Linked DNA regions of Homo sapiens: region 1 is linked to region 2. Evidence: chromatin loops called from intact Hi-C (ENCODE). Cell type or tissue: Caco-2. All regions are shown on one strand. Links, peaks and the distances in the headings refer to the core of each region. The heading gives the core; the rest is flanking DNA. Region 1 has its middle 240 kb from the start of GCFC2. Region 2 has its middle 180 kb from the start of GCFC2.

The links. A loop is a pair of places that touch in the nucleus more often than their neighbours do. Peaks named below come from ENCODE experiments on the same cell type or tissue, not always from the same donor. Only the 100,000 strongest peaks of a DNase experiment are listed, where the experiment ranks them.
Region 1: a loop joins it to region 2, with 7 times the contacts of the local background. A loop is called at or near these places in 2 of 110 quality-filtered maps.

The regions. Positions count from the first base shown.
Region 1 is chr2:75,947,478-75,956,437 of GRCh38, forward strand. No RefSeq gene overlaps it. Among named protein-coding and RNA genes, the nearest start is that of GCFC2, 240 kb to the left of the region's middle. In Caco-2, for the core only: no CTCF peak of the experiment used is centred there; no DNase peak of the experiment used is centred there.
Region 2 is chr2:75,890,255-75,899,214 of GRCh38, forward strand. No RefSeq gene overlaps it. Among named protein-coding and RNA genes, the nearest start is that of GCFC2, 180 kb to the left of the region's middle. RefSeq lists a silencer at 6,684-6,753. In Caco-2, for the core only: a CTCF peak has its summit at 6,698; DNase peaks (open chromatin) are centred at 4,110 and 6,707.

The sequences.
Region 1 (8,960 bases), core at 529-8,528, 57 kb after region 2:
TAGGAAGGGGGAAGGTGCAGAGTAGCCAAATAATGGCAAATGTCCTCTTTATTCACATGCCGAAAATACCAGTAGAATTTTGGAAATTATTTCAGTTTATTGACCAAAAACTGCCTCTATTGATCATTTAAAGGTCCATTTCCTCCTACTTTAACATCCAACCTCAATTCAGCAAATTCACTGAAAAATTTTGAAGAGAGAGTCACTGAGACTCAAAGTTAAGTCAGAAACAATTTTTGTTTATAATAAATTTTTGGTCTGGTAGGGACAAGAGGAAATTGATACAAGTTATTATAACACAGTGAGTAGTAATTGCTAAATTGATGGATAAGTGATAATAGGATTACCTAAGAGATAGATAACTATTTCAGTGGGTGGGTCAATGTAGACTTCATAGATGAGGCATTTTGAGATGAATCTCAGAGGAGGCTAATATTTTGACACGTAGAAATGGAGCCCAAGAGCATTCCAGTCATGAGCTAAGATAAGAATTTGAGAAAAAGGTACAATACCATTGCAATGCATCATGTGATGAGCTAGCTACTTAAAAATATGCAAGGTGAGGAGCTGTGGGCATCAGCACCATGAGAACTAGGTGGGAGCTGACCACAGTGACTCTGGTAGGGATGAAGCACAACCTTTATACTGTAGGTGGTCAAAAACAGTGCAAGGTCAATATCAGTGTGTGAGCAGAGTAGGGACCTGATCATCAGTACACTGAAGACAATTTACTGTGGAATAGTGTACAGGACGGAATGAGATTGGAGAATTTAAAGGCAGGAAGTCTTTCAAAGAAGACATTGCAAAAACCTAATCTGAGAATGTCTGGTAACTAAACAAAGGCAATGTGAACAGAAAAGAGAACATAGATGTGCAAGCCATTGTCAAGAAAGTTAGCTGCACTGAGTGATAGAGAAGGAAGTATATTCTAGTTGAAATGCAGATTTGGAATCAGTTTGAATGTAATGTCTGGTTAAAGGTGCTATCTAAGGAACTTGAATTACTGAGGCAAGTCTTCTAAGTTCAGTTTTAGAGATGTTGAGTTTGATATGCCATAGACATCTAAAAATAGTGATGTCTAATAGGTAGTTGAAAATGTAGATGAGGAGGTAAAAAAAGTGACTGAGACTACTGGTATGGTTAAAGGAGTCGTATAGGTAACATAAATGATGCAAGATGAAAACACATAACATAGACACATATAAAATTGAGATAATTTTTCTTAAATTCCAAAATAAAAATTGCAAATAGAACATTATACTCATGTATTATATTTCATAATTTTTATTTTTGTTGACTTGGAACCACCCTTACAGTGTTGTTTTAATGAACAAAAATGTGACTAAGTTTTGCATTTTGAATTTCAATATACAAAAAACATTCAACTGTGATATTTTTAAATGGGGCAATGTTCAGTTTTATTCATTTTCATAATTTAAAAACAACGAAAATAGGGAATTCTGAATATGGATAGTATTTTGGCATGGTTGTTTTTGCATTTAGCACAACTTTATCTGATACACTTGTAGACTTCTGATTTTTTAATATCATCATATTTGTTTTTCAGTTTTGTTGTGCTCCAGCTCATTATCTCTCACTTGCTTCTTCATTCGCAGAGGAAAGCTCACGCAAAATATTAGGTAATTTTTATAAAATGTAGAGTCAGGTAATATATTTTGAAAGTCAGTTCTTAACTGTACAATTTTGAGAATGTAGTTGAGGCTGTACTTTCATTTCTGAAAACCAATTTTAGGGCAGAAAGGTGGGCTAGTTATAATTATTATACCTTAGCTAAGATCTTCCCAAAGCCACAATTTTTCTGCAGATATGTGAATAGAGTCATACATTTTGTGGAAAGTATATTTGAACACTGATACAAAGAAATATTTAGGATTTAGATTGGCTGTAGTATCAACCAAGAAGATCAAGTCTGATCCAGTTTTGACTGGGGAACAGAGGCTGGAAGTTTTCCTTGAGTAACACAGGCAAGTTTCTTTGAATAGTTAAAAACTTCTCTTTAGCCTCATGTCACCACTAAGCCAGCTGTTTTCAAGTAGTGCAGCCTCTAATTCATCAAGCCAATCACCGTATTGCCTGTGATTCAGACAGTCCATATGGTAATGGCTACCTTGACGATGAGTTTCATTTTTAACTTTTAAGATCTCCCTGGTGAGTGATGCATTGGTCAGGCTTATGTTCTGTAACCTAGGAACATGTTGTTACCTTGAATTAAACTTGTATATCACTGACCATTACAGAATCACTGGCTGTAGTCTTGACTACTAATTTTGAGTAGTCCAACATGGACATTTTCCTAACACACAAAAGCAAGTCATTTCCTGATGTTATTTCTAGCATGGGCATCCTGCCCAAAAGTCCTTCGGTCACATCAAAATTCTCTTCGACATCATGAATAAATATAGCTAATTGGGTGGTATTATTTATATCTGTGCTTTCATCAGCTGCCATAGAATATGCCACAAAAGATTTAACTTTTTCATGCATTGTGTCCTGTAAGTTCTTAGCTAAGTCTACAATACATTGAACTACAGCATTTCTGGCTAGACATATTTTTGCAATTGATTATTTCTGTTTGATGCACATACTTTCTAATGCATTTTGTAGACAGTTTATAAAAATAAGCTTACCACCTGAAAAAGGTTTTGAAGTCCCAGGAAACATTCACTTAATACATAATGACGTTGCATGATAGCATTGCTTATTTTATCCACCAAAAATGTTTAGAAATTTCAGTCCTTTAAAGTTGACTTATTTTTCATCACTCATCATTTCTGTATATTGATAATAGTTCTTACCTTGGGTCATCTCATAATGGTGCATTAGTCATATTCTTCTGATACCTTCTTTGCATAATGAACATATTATATTCACATTTTTTAAAAACACATATTCCCCTTGGTTTGTCCCTCTTCACCCCATTTTAGATAGTGAAATGGGTATCAAGAAAGACTGTTTACTCTAAGAAACCAACAGAACTAGTGGTATAATGATGAATAGCCACTTCATTCTGCCTTCAGTTCTGGCTCAATAGGGATTAATGGGGACAGTGGTAAACTAGATCGGGAATTCTCACATAAAGGGGATTCCAAGTATATATAATTTATCTAGTTATCATATAGTTATTGATTTTTTGTTTAGTTGCAATTTGGTCAGAGACTGTGGTCTGGATGATACCAGTCCTTTAAAATGTAATGAAACTTGTTATATGTATGGTATCATAATATTAAGGAAATTTTTATAAATGTTCCATATGTGCTTCACAATGATGTGTATTCTACAGGCATGGAGTACAGTATTTCATGTAACTTCATACATCAAACTTGCCAGTGTTGTACAAATTTCCATGTACTTACTGACTCCTGTTTGCTTGACCTATTGGTTTCAGAGTGATATGTTAAAATCTCTTTCAGTGTGAACTTACCTGTTTCTACCTGGGGTTATGCAGTTTTTGCTTTATGTCTTATATTTTTATGCTATGGAATTAGGTGCATATATATATTTAGAACTGAGGAATCAATCATTCTATTATAACTCCCCTTACTTATTACAATGCTTTTTATTTAATGCTTTCTTTGTCATTAACATACCTATGCTTGTTTGTTTTGCTTAGTATTTGCCAGATAATATCTTTGACTTTCAATGTTTGTGACTTTATACGTATATTTACTAGATGTATCTCTTTTATGTTTCATAAGGTTAAATAAATATAAAACCTGGTGCTGTTGCTTCCACTAGGGAGTCATGTTGCCGTTTTATAATGATGAATTTGAAATTGCTTTCTCTCTCTCTCATTCTCTCTCTACTTTTTATTTTGAAGTAATTTCAGAGTCATGGAAAAGTTGTACAACAGTATAACACCTGCATACCGTCTACTCAGGTTCCACTGTGTTAATATTTGACCGCATTTCCTTTACATTCTCTCTGTGTCTCTATCAGTCTGTCTGTCTAGCTTTTTCTATATTTTTGTACCATTTGAAAATGTTTTTTGATATGATATCTCATTATCCTTAAATTGCTCAGTGTATATTTTTCTAAAAGATACTCTCCTACGTTACCATAGTATATCCATAAAAATCAGAAAATTAACATTGGTAAAATACAACCACCTTACCCTAAAACTCCATTCGCATTTTTTCTACTATCCTAATGCAGTCATTTATTGAACAAAGCAAACAAAAAAATCAGTCAATCAAACAAAACCTCCTTTTTTATCTCTTTCCTTTCTGGTACAACATTCAATCTGGGATCATGCATAGGATTTAGTTGTCAAGTCTTCTTAGCCTCCTTCAGTCTCTTCAGTCTAGAACAATTTATCAATCTATCCTTGTCTTTCATGACTTAATATTTTTGAAGTGTGGAGGCCGGTTAATTTTATTACCTATTTGTTAAATATTTCCTGATGATTCAATTCACATTATGCAATTTTGGCAGAAATATCAGACTTGAGATGCTATTTAATATGATGTTATTTGTCTCATTAATGTTAATGTTAAATTTTAGAAGTTTAAAAGTGGTGTCTGCCAGATTCTTCACTGTAAAGTCAATTAAAATTATTTCTCACTTATAAATTATTAATTATTATTATATTTCCTACAGAGATGATTTGAGATTATGAAAATAAACTCTTCCTTATCACACTTTTACCCATTGATTTGAACATCCATTATTGATTATTTTTAATTTATTATTTAATTGCAGAATTATGGGGTAAAATAAAAGTTGAACAATTAGGATCCAAATGAACTTTTAATTTTTCTCTTTAAAAAATGGATGAGCAAAGAGTCTGCTGTTCTCTAGGGTTTGGCCTCAGTCTGTGGACCGTCTGGTTTTGGAGTCACTTCAGGTTGGGTATTTCTTAACTATGCCCAACCTTGGAGTTACTCAATCAAAATTCCTGGAGGTTGGGAAATAGGAACCTTCCTTTTTAACAGATTTCCAGGTGATTCATAAATATAGAGAACTGCTCTAATAAGAGTCAAGTGACCTTTGGTTTAAGGATGCCTAACACCTGCAAATTGTGGATAAAGGATACAGAAGTTGCTTTTAATGTAATGGGTTATAAATATTACATCAGACACGCCATTGAGACAGGATAGATTTATCCAACTTAGAATGTTCACATTCTGCCCCAAAATAGATGAATGTGCAGCAAACCATTTAAGCAGAAGGCTCTTCTGCTCTACATAATGCAACAAGTGAAGTGGAAAAAAAATCCCTTTCTCTGTAGTCCTAAGGTCTCCACACACAGTCTAAATTTTTAATTTTTCTTAGTGAATATTAAAGCAGATAGCAGTTCAGTCCTTTCTACTTTATTCCAAGCCTCCCATCTTCAGCCCCTTATTTCCTCTGCTTTCCAGTAGCAAACACACTATTATCCATTCAGTTGCTAGGTTCTTTGTCTCTTGAAAGCTTCTGCTGCTGTGAATCATGAAAGAAAATTCTGTCTTTGTGTATATCACCTTTTTAGTGCTGTTTTACCTTGGAAAATTTATCTGAACCATGGCCTCAGACCTGTTACTTCTGGCCACTTTTATTATCGTCGCTGGTATGAATTGGCATCCCATGAACTTTTCACAATTATAGTCCTATTTCAAATCTCCCCCAAGTGCCATAACTTTGCCCAAGTGAATTTATTAAGTGCTCTTTAATCAGCTCAAGCTTAAATCTCATGAGTAAAATGCAGCCTGGGCTCCTTCAGTTAATATTAATGCTTTTCCCCATTCAGACTTTCCTGTAATTCAACCATAGGGTATTTCATTGCAAGAAAATTAGCTACCAAACATGAGGACTCACAGGTTTTCCTGGCTTTAGGTAGAGTGACATTTTTTGAGGTCCTATTTATTTAATATGACAGACACATAGAATTATGTTTTCATTTAAAGACTATTCTTTACAATTCTGAATAGAATATTGTCATCTTAAATCAAAACATATGAAAGACGGTAGTGTGAAAATCTCCTTAGAATACAAAGATAAGAACTTTAAAGACAGAAAAAATCTTGCCATTTCTAGAGTTTTAACCAAAAAGCAGGATGATGAAATAAACAGCAAAAGTAAGTTTGGTTTAAAAATTTTTATATTTACCTAAGAGTTCATCACTACATTAACTGGTTTTCTTTTATTGGTTTATCTATTGTATACCCGAAACTGAAACTTTATATACATGTACCATATGACTTTGACATAGCTGATTTTACAGGTGAAAATGAAAGCTCTGGAAGACTAAGTAACTTTCCATAATATTAGAAACCGCCACACTAGTCTAATTCTGAAATCCTGCCTTTTCTTTTCTATCATCCTACTCATTAAGCCTTCCATGATAGCAGGTACAGAAATATGGTCCTTGGTGATGCCCAATATTGGCATAAATCTCACCCTATTAGGTTAAAGTGACAGAAAATGTAAATGTTCTTAATTTCTAAAAGAAAAATGAAAAAAAGAATTATTGTTAGATTTTCCTTTGCATCAAAAACAAAAGAAGATTCTTTGCAAATGAAATATTTCCCACTTCTTGTTTAGGAGATTATGATGAGAAAATTATATTTCTTAGAAGAATTTGTAAGCTTAAAAACTCCATGTGCCTTGAGTTATGCTGGCAAACCCAAGTGCTTATTGGTTTTCTTCCTATGTTGATGAACAAGAGCAGTGTTAGAAAAAACAAATAAATAAAGTAGAAAGGTTTTAAATGTTCCATTATTTTGCAGCATTGGCAATTTGTACATTTCGGCACTATGTATGACCAGGCGTATGTGAGCCTACAACTTGTGGACCAACATACCTATTCCCTTCTTTCCTCCCTTCCTCCACCCTCCCCTTCCCTCTTCTCTACTTTCCTCCCATTCACTTTTTTGTCTCTGTCACTCTGCATTATATTTCTAATCTTCTTGCTTGCAACTTAGAAATACCCACTTATATTCATTGTGAATTGTGCCCATGCCAACTACCCTCACCTCCTTTCAATATGCATAATGTTTAGTCATTTTGCCAGGTTTTGATAAATAAAAAATAATGTTTATAATTTCATCAAAAATCTTGTTTTACTTTACAATTTATTAATAAAACCAGCACCTTACCAGATAAACTCCTAAGAAATAATTACCTTTTAATTTGAGGTTTGAAGGATTTTCAAACAAAATATGTTTGTGTTATTGAGAAAGAAGCTATAATAAGAAAAAAATTAATTTCCAGTTCATATTTTATCATTGAAAAAGTGGATGGTATAAAATTATACCATCCACTTTTTCAATGATAAAAGTAATTCAATATTCTGCTTGAAATTATGGAAAAGCATATTGAATAAAATAAAAATTTCCTGCCATCCCATGAATGAGAAAAATATACTCTTATCTAAGTTTTACTTCATTTTTCTTTTAGTTAACTCCCAGTCACTCCTTAGAGTTGTCAGCTAAAACAATCAAGTCATTCTTCCTTATCCCCCCTCCCTAACCCAATTGGATCTGGTTTCCTGTTAGATAACTTTCTATGCTTCTCATTCATATTTCATAAGCACTGCAGATGTAATGAATTGTTTATTATTATCTGTCTCCATCTAAGGCATAGGCTGTGAGTTGTTTAGTTGCAGTGGTCCAGCTCTTAGTAAAATGAACAAACATAAATATGTAAAATTTTGAATTATGCTCTATTAGTTCTATAATCTGTTTATAATTTAACATATTACAATCAACTTCCCTTGTTATTAAATATTTTTGAATCTATACATATTTGTTTTATTGATCTATGTGTATAACTATAGGTAGATTTCCACTTTAGTCAAATATGTTAATTATTTTCAGATGGGTTCTGTCTATATGACAATGCATTAGATATACACATATGTTTACCAACATTTTTCTAATATTTTATGGGGTTGTTTATATTTAAACCTTTAATTCTTCTAGAATTATTTTTTCTTAAACTTCTTGTTATAAAAGTGTAGAGAATAGTATAATGAACCTTCATGTACATTACAATCCAGATTCACAATTATAAATTTATGGTCAATTCTGTTTCATTTATACCCCTATCCACTTTACCCTCAGTTATTTTGAGACAAATCCTAGACGTCATCTTATTCATCTGCAAATATTTCTTTAGGAATCTGTAAAAGATAAAGGCTCTTTAAAATGATATGACCACATTACTATTGTCACATCTAAAACAAGCAGTCATTCCTTATAATATTAATTTTTCTCTTATTGAATGAAGCAGAAATTTCTATCATTTCCTCCTGGCTTCTTAGCATCTGTCTCATTACCAGTGTATGAATGACGTGTATTTTTCAGTGTAGTTATCTTTCTCTTTACAGAAACTCAGCAGAAGAGACCACCATTCTTTCTTTCTTTCTGTCCAGCTTGGCATTCATGTGTTTGGCTGTACTAGTTATCTGCCTTCTTCTTGGTCTTCTTTCTGTGGATCCCTGCTGTCTTTCAGCTGACAGGAGCAGTTTTTACAAACCTGGGGCCTTGGAGCATCTGTTGAGTGCTGTTAATAAGCTGTAACTTACATGCTTTATGCAGTGTTGAGTTGAATTATAAGTTGAGCCATGTCCTTCTCTACCACGGTCAACACTCTTTTTGATACATAGCCTTCCAAATTAGGAAGGTTTGGTTCCATTTTCCTTGATATCTTCCTGCTACACTGCACAGCTTTCTCAGGAAGAGTAAATGCAGATTGTACCTCAGTGATTTTTGTCAATCAGGTATATTTGTACTTTAACATGCATTCTCCAGAGTTTTCTGTTTGGGCTGCATTTTTCCTTCCCTTTTATATCACATGCATGTTTGTCTCTGTTGTAATATTCTCCTGGTGATTTCAATAGAATCTTGGGATGGGGGAGCTAAATACCCACAATCACATGGATGTTGCTGGGAAGTCCTGAATGAATTTTCTTGGGGGAAATACCATAAAGATTATTTCTGCAGAGATTAAGGGCTGGTAAT
Region 2 (8,960 bases), core at 496-8,495:
TTCTCTAGAGGGGAAGTAGTAAATACATCAATGGGAAAGAGAGATTCAGATATTCAGATTTATGTAGAAAGTAAAAGAGGATGGTGTGCTACATTGTGATGGGGGTGGGGAGAGATGCAATAGAATGTGGACTTCATTAACAATGATACAAAAAATGACCAGGACTTGGCCGGCTGCGTTGGCTCACGCCTGTAATCCCAGTACTTTGGGAGGCTGAGGAGGGCGGATCACGAGGTCAGGATCCTGGCTAACACGATGAAACCCTGTCTCTACTAAAAATACAAAAAATTAAATGGACGTGGTGGCGGGCGCCTGTAGTCCCAGCTACTCCGGAGGCTGAGGCAGGAGAATGGCGTGAACCCGGGAGGTGGAGCTTGCAGTGAGCCGAGATCGCGCACTGCACTCCAGCCTGGGTGACAGAGCTAGACTCCGTCCCAAATAATAATAATAAAAATAAAAGAAAATAAAATAAAAAATAAAAAAAGTGACCAGGACTTAAACCTGTTACATGTTTTTAAACTATGTTTGGGGTGTGGAAAAGTGAAATCAACAGGATTAGAGGATATCTTTTCCAAGGGAAATTTTCAATTTCTCACATTAGCATTTGTCTTGAAACTCTTTGATTTCTTGCTTTTCATGGATTCTGTAGGGAAACCCTTTGGCTCCTTTAGTAAAATAGTAGTGTGAATCTGCAGTTTTTGTAATGAAGGGAGAATCTTCTCATGGGAAGAGGTAACTCTACAGATGATCCTTAACTCTCTTGGGAACTTTCTCTGCATGATACTGGTTTCAGGGGGATGCTAATTTCTTTTTCCCCATTCTGGAAAGTGTGGACATACTTTCCTTAATTTCTTTTTGAATAGTTGAGAAGATCATGGCTTAATGTTTAATAAAGTCTTTACTTGAGGTCAGGGCAAACTTAAGCAAGAGAGCCAACATAGAAAGTAACATGCAATAAAAAATTCTGGTTGTCTGGTGTATCTGGGTCTTGACTCTTAACTCAACATACCCGTGAAAGGGCTGTTTTACTGACTAGCTGGAAGGGACCACTCCACATGCGTCCCAGACCTACTTAGTGGCTCAGAAGCAGCTCTTTTTGCCATACCTTCTGGAGTGTCTTCAAACCTGCCTAAGCTTCGTGAAGTACCACACCAGGACAGCAACAGCAAGTCACATGGAGGAATAGAAGGCCCATGTCCTTCCGTCCCAGACTTGCTCTGCAGATGCTGGCTTTCTGTCTGGGGTCTTGTTTGTTCCTGAAGTGACTGACACAGGAATGCCCACTGCCTGAGAGGGGAGATGCCACCATTTCCCCAACAACTTGTAGAAGTGTTGTTTTATGTGGTTTCAACAGAAAAATTACAGCAGAATCACCATAATTCACAGTTTCAAAAGAGGCACAGCAAGAAATAAGGTAAGATTTTCCCCTTACATTTTCTTTGCCTTTGCATGATTAAAAAAAGAAAGTTGTTGAAATCTAAGTAGCATTCCATGTGAGACTTCAAGGAGTTAGTACAGCTGAGCTCTGACAAAACCATTTCAGCCTTCCTTTATTTCCCTTCTTCTAATGTTAGTTGAATACTATGTAAATATCTTCCTGAACTCCTTGGGAACTCATATGAGCAACATTTAGAATAAGGACACACACGTCACCTTAAAAACAAACTTGCAGACATAGCGAATACACATATAAAAAACAAAGAAAAATTACTTCAAATGAAACCTAAGTGCCTACCATCATACCTGAAAAACACTGTGGACACTTAATTAATTTTTATTTTAAGCAAATATGTAATTAGTAAGCCACAGAATTCATTCCAGAACATTTTCTTCACCCCAAAAAGAAACTTAATATCTACTCCTCAGTCCCATCAAACCCTAGGAACCACTAGTTTACTCTTTGTCTTTATGGATTTTACCTGTTGTGGACATTTTATGTAGAAGGAATCATACAATATGTGTCCTTTAGCGTCTGGCTTCTCTCACTTGGTATAATGTTTTCAAGGTTAATCTATAATATAGCATGTTTCAGTGGCTTTTAGTGGCTGAATAATATTCTATTGTATGAATATATGTTTGTTTCGTCTATTTTAAAAAATCCATTCATCAATTCGTGGACATTGGGTTGTTTGAACATGCATGTACAAGTTTTTGTTTGAACATTTCTTTTAAATTCTTTGGGGATATGTGTATGTGTGTATGTGTATAAATATATATGTGTAAGTGTGTGTATGCACACATTAAAGTGTAAATACACACATGCACACATATATGTATGGGTGAAATTATTGGGTCATAGGCTAACTCTATGTGAATCTTTTTGAGGAACTGCTAAATTGTTTTCCAAAGCAAGTATATACCATTTTACATTCCCACCAGTATGGTGTGAGGGTTTCCACTTCCCCACATCCTTGCCAACATTGTTAATGTTCATCTTTTTGATTATAGACTTAGTGAGTGTGAAGTGGTGACTCATTGTGGTTTTGATTTGCATTTCTTATTATGAAGGGAATGTTGAACTTCTTTTAATATGCTCGTTGGTCATTTTTATATCTTCTTTAACGAAATATCAATTCATATCTTTTGTCACTTAAAAATTGGGACTATTTATCTTTTTCTAGTGGAGTTCTAATAGTTCTTTGCATATTCCGGATGCTAGATTCTTATCAAGTATGTAATTTGCAAATGTTTTCTCCTGTTCTGCAGGTTATCTTTTCACTTTCTTGATTGTGCCCTTTGAAGCACAAAAAGTCTTAATTGTGATGAAGTCCAATTTTTAATTTTTTTTTCCTTGGTTGCTTGTGCTTTAGCTGTCATATCTAAGAAGCCATTTCCTAATCCAAGGTCACAAAGATTTACACTTATGTCTTCTTTAAGAGTTTTGTGGGACTACCTCTTGTGTTTAGGTCTTTAGTCCATTTAGAATTAATTTTTGAAGACAGCGATATATAGATCAACTTTATTATTTTGCACGTGAATATCCAGTTGTCCCAGGACTGTTTGTTAAAAAAGACTAGTCTTTTTCCAATGAAATTTCTTGGTACCCTTGTTGAAAATCAATTGCCCATGTTAATCTTATTAAAGATCTTTAACATGTGATGAGTTGCTTGTCTCTTGCTGTTTTCAAGGTTCTCTTTTTGTCGTGGGCTGTTAACAGTTTGAGTATAGTATGTCAAAGTGTGGTTCTTGTTGAGTTTATCCTACTATCACTTCACTGAGCTTCTTAGATGTAGATTAACATTTTTTAATAAAATTTGATATACTTTTAGTCATTATTTCTTCAAATATTCTTTCTGCCCTTTCCTCCTTTTCTTTCCGAAACTCCTATTATGCATATGTTGGTATGTTTAATAGTGTCCCTCAGGTCTATGAGGTTCTATTCATTTTTCTTGATTTTTTTTGTTCATTAGAATAATAATCTTAGTTGATCTGTTTTTGAAATTGCTGAATTTCTATTCTGTATGTTCACATTTTCTGTTGAACAACATTAGTAAATTTTTCATTTATTGTACTTTTCAACACCAGAATTTTAATTTGGGTCTTAAAAATAACTTTGTATCTCTTTATTGATATTCTTATTATGATTTCTTAGAAGACATCATTCTCATACTTACTTCAGTTCTTTAGACATGGTTTCCTTTGGTTCTTTGAACATATTTAAAATAACTGACTTAAAGTCTTTGCCTAATAAGTTCATTATCTGGGCTTCCTCAGAAACATTTTCCACTAGTTACTCTTTTTTTCATGTGTATGGGCCATTTTTTTTAATTCTTTGTATACCTTATACTTTTTTTTTGGTTGAAAATAAGTGTTTAAAATAATATTACATGTCAACTCTAGGAATCCAATCTTTTTCTCCTTAACCAGGGCTTATCAATGTGGCTGTTTGTTGTTGTTTGTTTAGTAACTTTTCTGGAATAAGTCTCTTCAGTCTGTAGTCTTTGATAGGTTCTACCACTGAAGTCTCTGCTTTGTTTAGTTGTTAGCTAATTATTAGACAGAGACTCCTTAAATACCTGAAACCAATAAATTTTCAGTCTTTGACAAGGGGCTCTGTGTGCATGATAGGAGATGGCTTCAGTACTCAGTCTATTGATATCTTTGTCTTAGCCTTCACTTTCTGTTTGCATGAACCTCAACGTCACCCAAAGATAAGACATTATGACTTTCTCAGATCTTTCTTTATCATGCTCATAGCCCTGGGCATATGTACAGTCCTACTCATGTGTATGACCCTGTAGATTTTGGGAGCTTTTCAAAGCCAATCTCATTCCTTAGCTTTTCCTTTTAAACATTTTAGTTAGCCTATTTGCCCCAACAGTTATTCACCACCTCAGGCAGCCATAAAATTAAGCAATTAATGAAATTTTTTTCAACAAATGCCCCCAGGGAAAAGACTTTTCACACTGGGTGAGCTCTGAGCCAAGTCAAATAGACATTGATGTCTTTTCTTGGGAACCACCAGATAGGTCAAATAATGCCAATTCTCTGTGAAAAAGGCTTTGAAGGAGCAATAACCTTATTCTACACTGTCAAGTAGCTGCCAGGCGCTGTATGTTTTCAAGGCTACTCCAGAACTGGAGAAATAGGGATGAGACTAGGACAAGTAAAAATGCCAGAAAATTGACTGTTCTTCCCAAGATTCAGCCATATTTCTTGAATAAACGCTCTGTGGATTGCTGCAAGCCTTTGATTAATTTCCAGAGTCCTGAAAAAAAGTTGATCTTGACAATTTTTGCTAGTTTTCTTGTTGCTTTTATGGATAAGAGAGTTTTTGAAGGTCCTTACTCTGCCATTTTCACAGACGTTTCCCCTCAATTTCTGATCAGTGATTCAGTAGGTAGACCTTGGGCTTATTAGCTTGAAAATATTTATAAAGCAAGTTTTTTTTTTGGTCAAATATTAGTTACTGTCTCAAAAAAGGTCAGACATGAAAAAAACCCAGAAGTGTTTTAGTACATTTAAACCTTTATATATCCATTGAAGTACATGAAATTACTATATTTGTAGATCAAAAAGGGTATAATATTGGTGATTTCTCATTGCTTAACCCAATATTTTCTAAAGTCTTAGTTTCTCATTCTATTTTTTCCCTTTGCAAAGAACAATCTATTAAGAAAACTTCCAGGAAGTATAAATGGATCCCATATAGCCCCATTAAATTATTTCAAAAGCACAATAAGAAATATGCATTTTAACTGTCATTGTGTAGAGAAGAGCATTTATTTAGCAGTGGTTAAGCACTCTCTGTGTACAGTCACAAAATATGGTAATTTCCACAGGAGCATACATTTAACTCCGCAGACAGATACAGCAATCAAACAAGGGATAAATGATTTTTTTAAAAAAGGACGACTGAGTGAATCCACTAGGTGATAGATTAATAATAAGGGGTTATAAAAGGCCTCATAGAGATTGTGAAATTTCAATCAGATCTTAAAGGATAATATATGGTTTCTTGGACAAGGAAAGTGAAGACATGCAGAAAGGATGGCAGGTGAAAAGTCACAGAATTGTGAGAGGTTTTGATGACTTTTATAAGACAGAGGTAGGTGGGGTATAGCATGCAATTTTCTCCTGTGTTTTATTTTTGTACAAATTGGTATTTTTACTTTCTAGCAGCAAAATGTGTACGTTTTATTTTAGAATATGTTTTAAAAGGCTTGGGCAGACTGCCTTTTATGAACAGAAATTGTTATATATTAGCTCAGGATTGCCTGCATGCTGGTTTGTTCTACCACAAAGGCTGCCAATAATAATGAGAGGGAAAAACCCTGGAGGAAGAGTGCATTTAATTTTTATTGATCATCTTATATCTTAAGAGTTTCATCAAGCAAAGTGACAACATACATAGAACCTGCACCAAAAAGTCTTAGCTGAGTGAGCAAGAATGAATCAGCACAGTGAATAAAACATTATTTTTCTTTTCTTGGCCTGCTACCTCAAGGTCATTGTTAAAAAACAGAAGAGTTCTAGAGTAGTTGTTGTTAAACCTGGCCGCACATTAGAAACATCTGGAGGTATTTTTGAGACTACAGATTCTTAGTCTACATTCCATCCAGACCTGGTGAATCAGAATGTCAAGGTTTTTTGTTTGTTTGTTTGTTTCTTATTTGTCTTAGACAAATCCGGTTGTTCTCATACTTAGCAGATTTGGGGACAAGTGTCTAAGAAGGGTTTGCCTTGCTCCACAACTGTCCAACTGTGTTGCTTGTTTCAAGCCAACTTAATCAATATGACTAAGAATAAATTAATATTATTTTATTAAAAAATATTATACTGTATCAGAGCTATTTTCTTAATCAGTTTGAAAAGGCACAGAAGAAGGAAATGTAAAGAGTTAATAAATCAGGAATGAGAAAAAGCCATGAATAAAATATTTTCTACAGAAATCGGTCTCTCAAAAATCTGTAAATTTATGGTGATTGTGTTTAACAATCATGACTCAATAATGAAATCAGCCATAAAACTTTGACTGTCTACAAGATTAACAAAACATACATTTGTTTTGACTCTCAGCATATTACCATTTTATTGTATAGGCTAAAGTCAGGGGAGGAATAATCAGGAATAGGTATTTTTTCCCATCATTGCCTTCAGACATTCTCTGATAGATTTCCCTTCTCTTTGAGACTGGAGGCAAATGTTTGGAGCTACAGACTTCAAGACCTCATTAGCAGACGGGGCCAGTTGTCTCTCTCTGGTTACCAGTAGAGGGAGTGTCAGCCCCTGATCTTGGCAGCAGAGACCCAGGTAGGAAACAGGACGCTAAGTGCATTGGTGAGTTCCTCTTTCTACCATCCTCCTCTCTGCCATGAGAACTTTGGAATTTCCGTCTTTTATTCAGCAACCATCTTGGGGAGAAGAAATGAAAGAGTAAAATCTGAAATACTGAACATTTCATGACTACAAAACTACACTTGATTCCAGGTTATATTAATGAAAACACAAAGGTGTGTTGGGGTTGGAGGGAGGAGTGAGAAGTAGAGAGTAAAGGAAACGTATGTATTAAAGTATATTTTTTCCTCTGATGGGGATTACTCATTTATTTCATTATTTTCCTATTAAAATGTACAAACGTTCTAAGCTTATTAGAGATAATTTTAGAAATACAGTGTAACCTAGACCTGTACATGCATGCACACATGTGCGCGCGCACACGCACACACACACACACTCATGCAAGATTTATTACAGACAACAGATACAAAGCAACGGGTAAGAAAGTAGGTTCACATTGTCCACACACAGATTCCAGAGTCCTTTCTCAGTCATAAGGTTGTGCTTTATTTCCAGCAAGTGAGCCAGCAGGGGAAGCCGCAGCTCATTCAGTAGGTGTCTTTCAGCTGTACACATAGCTAAAACCAGGCTGTGAGACCATGTTCAATAGCAGAAACCAAGATAACATAACAGACACCCAGATATAAACCACTCATTGGTACACATTCTATAAGGAATATTGGAAAGATGTTACAGACTTCCCACTTGATGTCTTTTGGAAAACTACATTAGCACAAAAAACTACATTAATTCCTATGTAGTATATTCCATTGTGGTTTTGCCAAGGATTACTACTATGGCTCCAGGCATCCCTGGAAATATATGGAGGATTTCAGTACACTAGTGAGAGTTACAATGAAATTTCACACTGTGGATTAGTGTTTTTCATCAGGCTCAGAAAATTCTAAATCATTATCTATTCACATATTGCTTCTTGTTCATTTTCTGTTTTCTGAAACTCCAGTTTTGTATGTTAGACCTTTCCACTATGTCCCATATATTTATTATCTTCTTTTCTGCACCTTTGTCTCTGCACTTTAGCTTGGTGATTATATATTTAAAAAAGGATGAGTGAATTAATGACCACTGGGAGACAGAGATGATAGTAATTTAATAATTAATTATTTATGATCATTATTAATTTAAATTATAAATGATAAATAATTACTATCACATATTTGTATCTTTCATCTTCTCTGGTGGGTCTGATCTGCCATTATAACCATCTATTAAATTCTCAATTTTATTTTTTACTTATGAAAGTTTAATTTTATTTTCAATTGAAATTTCTGATCTTGTCAACCCTTCTCCATTACTGAACATATTAGTTGTAATTACTTTTAAGTACCTATTTGTTATCCTGATAATTAAATGAATTTGTAGTCATCCATGAATTTGTTTCTATTCTCTGTTTTTTTTTTCTGTACTTGTAATTTTTGGTCGAATTTCAGACATTGCATATGAAAAACTGTAGAGGTCCTGAATGATATCTTCCTCCTGAGAGAGTTCTTATAGGCAGATAGAGAGGGGGCAGGTGTCAATCCAGTCAGGTAAAGAACTGACTCAAGGTTGAGCTGCAACTACATCTCCATTCATTTCCAGTATGCTTCTAGTCTTAATCTCTAGCCCTCCAGGAATTCTAGTTTTGTATCTCCTCCTCGATGGGTTCTGATCTCCAGTTTTTATCTCCTCAGATCTGTGATGAGAGTTTGAACATTTTCTCTACACTTCAAGAACTTTCTTCTTAGCTTCTTTCCCTGTTAATTTTAAGAATTCTGCTAGTGTTGGAAGAGAAAACCACCAAGTGTCCCATTGACTACTTAATAATTTCCTTTTCATCAGAATCTTGGTCTCTGAAGTCTTGGCTGTCCTGACATGACTCCAATTTTTGCTCTTCAGTTATGTGAAATTAACAAAAGTTCTGGAAAATTTTGTATGCCCTATAGACACAGCCCTATTCCTGCGTTCTTCAGTTGTTTGCTACCAAGAATCTGCAAAGTTAGGAAAAAACAAAAATAGAAACCAAAACAACAACCAGTTTATATAATGTCCATACAATCTCTATGGTTCCCTTTTGTTTCTGATTTTTGGCTTCTTATGACCAGATTTTCTTAACAGCTTTCTGATATTTTGAAACAGATTTTTTTTAACAGTAAAAAATTTTATCCAGCTTTTCTCAG